Regions from separate parts of the Homo sapiens genome. Here region 1 is linked to region 2. A link is a loop called in an ENCODE intact Hi-C map of the cell type or tissue named here. Cell type or tissue: natural killer cell. All regions are shown on one strand. Each heading gives the region's core, and the rest is flanking DNA. Links, peaks and the distances in the headings are about the cores only.

Region 1 (2,808 bases), core at 75-2,574, 87 kb before region 2:
CGAAGATAATTATATGAAGGGACTATTTATATAGATTTAAAGGAGCTAACAGTGGATGTTGGGACACCGAGAGACTAGCCACCGTGGATGGGGGAAGAAAAAGTGTGTGGGAGCTCAGCAAGAGCTGGAATTGTGGGAGAAGAACTGGCCATCTGAAGTTGTAATAATAGAGGACATGGGCAAAGGGTTAGCCAACCCCAGCCCCCTCAGCGTGAGCGCTTGAGCGGTAATTAGTTTCCTAACTCTGTTTCCTTGGCAATCTGAGAAAAGTTGGCATGCTGAATATGTTAGGAGGCGACTTTGCTTATGCTTAAAATGATCCCTGGATTGGGAGAATTATAAAGACCTGATGGAGAAGCTGTATTTTGGCCATCTCTGACTGCAGTGATTCTTGTGGCTGGGCACGTTTCTTGCTGGGTCCTTGGACTCGGTGTGCCTATGGGGCCATTTCAAGAGATAATGGCTCCTGTAGGATATGAGGATTTTAAGACAGTCAGCTTATAGCTGTTTTGCTCTTTATACCTATATTGTTTTGGCATGGACTGTAGCAAACACTCCCATTGAAAAGGGATACCTGATACTGGCCTGCTGTGTTTCCTGTCTTATAACCTTCTGAGTAGAGTGGCTCTAAGTGTGTCCTCTGTTAGTCTTTGAGCATGAATATGCAGTTGAATCTAAGAAAACTCAGCACATCTCAGGGATACATCACTGCCCAAACTGTGATGCAAAAGCATTAGGGGAAGGGGAAAAAATACCCTAAGCTCTCTCTCCTTCTGTCCTGTACTCTCCCCTCACTTTGACTAAACCTAACCAGAAGATGGAGCTCAAGGAGAAACACTCTGATTGTCCCAGCTGTGGCAGGTGCTCACCATAGTTTATCATACTCTATTGATGGACATCTGGGCTGTTTTCAGTTTTTAGCTGCCATGAACATTTGTGTACAAGGCTTTAGTTATATATTTTAATTTCTTTTTGATAAATTCATAGGAGTTGAATTTTTGGATCACATGATCGACAAACATTTAACTTTTTAAGAAATGGCCTGTTTTGGCGTGGTGGCTCACACCTGTAATCCCAGCACTTTGGAGGCCAAGGTGGGTGGATCACAAGGTCAAGAGATTGAGACCATCCTGGCCAACATGGTGAAACCCTGTCTCTACTAAAAATACAAAAATTAGCCAGGCATGGTGGTGCATGCCTGTAATCTCAGCTACTCAGGAGGCTGAGGCAGGAGAATCGCTTGAACCCGGGAGGCAGAGGTTGCCGGGAGCCAGGATTGCGCCACTGCACTCCAGCCTGGCAACAGAGCGAGACTCCGTCTCAAAAAAAAAAAAAAAAAAAAAGACATGGCCTGTTTTTCAAAGTGGTTGTACCTTTGTATAGTCCTGCAAACAATGTAAGAGAGTCCCTGTTGTTTCACACATTTCCAACATTTGGTGTTCACAGTTTTTTTCATCTGGGCCATGCTAGTGGCTGTGTAGTAGTGTCTCATTGTGGTTTAATTGCATTTCCCCAGTGACTAATGATGTTGAGGAGGTTTTCATGTTCTTATTTGTCATGCACATAGCTTTTATGAAGTATCTGTGCAAGTCTTTATAGAATTTGATTGTCATTTGATTAATTATTATTGTCTATTTGATTATTTTTATTATCGAGTTGTAGGAGTTCCTTACATATTCTGGATACAAGTCCTCTGTCAGATTTGTGTGTTATGATCATTTTCTCTCAGTTGGTGGTTTGTTCATTTTCACAGTGGTGGTTTTGATTAAGCAACATTTAAAAATGTTGTTAAGTGCAACTTATAATTTTTTTCTTTCTGTGCCTTCTCTTTGCTTGCCCCAAGATTTAGAAAAAATCATAGTTGTAGATTATTAAAATAATTTCAATTTAAAAATGAAATCCGGGGTGTTTTGCAGATTACCATGTGTCCTACTTCATAGCTGGTGTATCTTCATGAAAGTTTATAAAATGCTGACTGCTTAGCATTGCAAAGAGACCTTGATACCATTTTTTCCAAACTTCCCCCTAACATTAGATTTCCTTTAAAAAATATTTCTGATAATAATTCAGCCTCTAGATGTGTATTAGTCTGTTCTTTCACTGCTATAAAGAAATACCTGAGAATGGGTAATTTATAAAGAAAAGAGGTTTAATTGGCTCGCGGTTCTGCAGGCTGTACAGGAGGCACAGCAGCTTCTGCTTTTGGGGAGGCCTCAGGAAACTTACAATCATGGCAGAAGGTGAAGGGGAAGCAGGCACTTCTTACATGGCCAGAGCAAGAGGAAGAGAGAGAGAAGAGGGAGGTGCTACACACTTGTAAACAACCAGACCTCATGGTAACTCATTCACTCACAATCATGAGAGCAGTACTGAGGGATGGTGCTAACCCATTCATGAGAACTCCACCCCCATGACCCAATCACCTCCCACCAGGCGCCACCTCCAACACTGGGGGTTACAATTCGACATGAGATTTGGTAGGGACAGAGATCCAAACGATATCAGGATGCTTCTAGAGATTGAAAGCTACCAGAAGTGAGAAATGAAGCCAAATATAAAATAATCACTTCTTGAAATTGACGCACTCTTAATAATTTGCTTGGTAGAACTGTATACAATAAGAATTTTACTGAAATTCATTGCTAGTTTGATGAAAGTTTCGAAAACCCAAATTACAGTCTATTGGCCAGTGCTTACACAGCTTCAGGATTATAGTTTGCATTGGGATGCAGAGAATAGGGTCAGCCATGTCACTGTCTAGGTGGTGACAGTGTGGTAAGTGCAATAAAGGAGCATGTGGCGTGGCTG
Region 2 (2,808 bases), core at 280-2,779:
GTTTATACACTTGCCTCAGATTTATGAGTTGAGAGGGGCTCCCCTTACTAGGCTGCTCTGTGGTATCACATTTTCAGATGCCGGATAGAGTGTGGAGGGGGCATGTTATGGTACCATGCTGCTGCCAGGTGCTCCCCCTCGAAAAAGGAGTTTAACTAACTCTTGTAAGCATCTGTCTGAAGACAATTAGTGTGAAAAGGCCCTAACTTTATAGTCTGGCTTCATTTTTTTTATTAGTTCTGGGCCCTGGACCATTCAATTTCTCTGAGGCTTAGTTTCCTTATCTGTTCAATGTGGAGAATGATTTTCCAATTTTCCCCACTAGGTAGTTGGAAGAGGTAAATGGAATAAATACTGTATGTGGTGCATAGTAGATGGTCCAGGGCTATCAGCCCTGTTCCCTCCATGCCCCACCCCCAGTGCAACTGACTAATGACCTGGGCTGGTCTGGATACCCACCTAATAAGGGACCCGCTGACAGGGAGGGAGGTGGACGGATTCATCTCTTTCTTAAAGTTTCTTGCTCTGTGTGAAAGGGAAACTATTTAAATGTGTCATTTAAGAGAGGGTATGCATCAAGCTATTTAGATTCTTCTGAATTTGGATTCAGTTCACTACACAGCTTTTTTGGTTTGCTCTCTAGATAATTTAACTTTCATAATTTGGATCATAGCACAACTTGGAACTTCTTATTCACAATATAGTATCCTTATTCTCAGCAGTAGCATGATTTCACGTTCAGATTGGCAAATGTAAAAGGACAGTTCACTGAGCAAATATATTAATATGGAGCTTCATGTTTATGTAATGACGTTGGGCTTTGTGTGCTCTACAGAATGTACAGGGGTAATTAGATATTTCAGATACGTGTCTAGACAGGGCAGAGCTTCAGGAGCACTTGCTCAACCCTGGGAAATGCTACAAGTCACCCATTTGTGACCAGAAAAAGCTCTCTGTGATTAACAAGTTAAATGTGGAGTTAACTGTATGGCACTAGATTTATACCCAAGAGGAAAATCAGATCTGATGAAATTTGTCAGGACTGACCATTTGTCGAACCAGACTAGGCCTAACTTTGCCCAGTGTGGCCTGATTTGAGGGTGCTCAAAGTGATATCTTTCAAATATCTTTCTATCATCCAGCTATGGGGCTTGGATTCTATTCTTAGAATCACCTCTTCAGGTTAAGTCATTCTGATTCAACGAGGCTCCTATAAAATGTGAGTTTGTTCCTTGAGAGAGTTGTACATTGACCTAGATTGCTTAGACTCAGGGACAGTAGTGAGGAAGCACACCTCAGGATTTGATGTGAGGGCAACAGGAAATGAGTAAACATTTGAAATAGAGTTTGCTTCCTGAGGAGGGTGTGCGCAGGCAGAGAGGGCTGAGGGGCAGCCTGAGGAGTAAGAGAAAAACTGACTAATGGGGCACGTGCCCCTGTGCGTGGAACATGGGATGAACCTGGCTTAGCTTCAGCCCTGCGCTTGAAGAGACTCACCTGGTGCCCTGACTGGGATTATTTTAACCAAATGTAAAAGTATCTAGAAGCCAGCCCCTTTCTGGTTACTTTGTGGTTACTGCATACAGTACTTTCTGATGCTGAAGACTTAATAGTGTCAGCCTTGAAGTGTAAACCTTCCGAGGGCGATGATAGATGATAGAGAATCACATGCCAATCTTTACCTCTTGGGTGCCCTCTCCCAGCATCTCATGGCCTCTGTAGCACCCCCTCCCCAGCGCCAGGAATCTACAAGAGTACACATGACAGCTTACTCATTGTGAATTGCTAGTTGTGAGATCGTCCATAAAGCTCCATTCCTGGTATCCAAGAGAGATCTTCAAAAGTAGGGGCCAGTTGAACTTGGAAAGTACAGGCTTCAGTGTACAGCTTCCAAGAGAGGCCATCTGGCTGCTGCTGCTGCTGCCAGCTTCCAGACGGAAGCTGAGATTTGCTATTGATGTTCCAGCATTGATTGAGCTCCTGCCTCGTCTGCATCAGGCATGGTCCTCGCAGCTTCACGCAGGTATTTCATGCTATTGCAAATTGTTGCTTGTTAGTATTCCTCCCAACTAGTTGTTTGGAGTCAGCTAGTTGTTAGTATTTTTACTCTACTGACTAGAAATCTGAGACTTTGAAAGGTTAAGTGATTTGCCCAATACCAAACAGCTGGGGAATGAGAGAGCCGGAATCTAAAGTTAGAAATGTCAGCCTCCCCCTGCTAACTTCTGCTGTTGGTAAGGGTATTTCCTCTCCCTCTGGGGCTTTCTATTGCTTTCAGAGAGAGAGTTTGCAAGCTGAAGGAACACTTAACTTGAGAGGCTTTCCCAAATGGAGTATAAAATGCCACGAGGAAATAACTTAAAGATAGGGTGCTGGAGATGCGTCTAAGATGTGAAGGAATGTCACACATGTGCATGGCTCACCTCGCACCTCATTTTGATTCCTCAGTGGCTTTTAGGGTCTTCTCCTGCCTCACTCCTTTTAGCCCCCTGGCCTGGTCTTACACTCTGCCCATCCAGAATGAAAGCAGGCCTCCTACGTCTTCGCAGTGGACATGCATTGGCACTGAACAACATGCCGTGACCTCTTTTATACCTCATGCTTGTCATTCTTTCTGTTTATCTCGACACTCCAACCTAAGCTGTGACCTTGGCTTTCTCTCCCTGGCTCCAATTCATATTCTCCCTCTAGTGGTGCTGCCTCTGGCTGCCCTAGGTAAATCCTAGGCCTCCAAAGGATTTTCTCCTTTGACTCTTGCCTTCTTGGACAGTACTCTGCTGCTCTCGTCCCAGATATGCCAGTAGAAAC

The links. A loop is a pair of places that touch in the nucleus more often than their neighbours do. Peaks named below come from ENCODE experiments on the same cell type or tissue, not always from the same donor. Only the 100,000 strongest peaks of a DNase experiment are listed, where the experiment ranks them.
Region 1: a loop joins it to region 2, with 6 times the contacts of the local background. A loop is called at or near these places in 1 of 110 quality-filtered maps.

Annotation. Positions count from the first base shown.
Region 1 is chr15:39,715,348-39,718,155 of GRCh38, reverse strand. All of the region lies in intron 9 of FSIP1 (fibrous sheath interacting protein 1), which reads left to right. Among named protein-coding and RNA genes, the nearest start is that of FSIP1, 66 kb to the left of the region's middle. In natural killer cell, for the core only: no CTCF peak of the experiment used is centred there; no DNase peak of the experiment used is centred there.
Region 2 is chr15:39,628,132-39,630,939 of GRCh38, reverse strand. The region is part of intron 10 of FSIP1 (fibrous sheath interacting protein 1); the gene reads left to right. It overlaps LOC105370785 (a long non-coding RNA gene), which reads right to left and starts at 2,512. Exons shown (of 3, transcript XR_932156.3): 1 at 2,424-2,512; 2 at 1,773-2,033. In natural killer cell, for the core only: no CTCF peak of the experiment used is centred there; a DNase peak (open chromatin) is centred at 1,379; H3K27ac peaks cover 2,500 bases.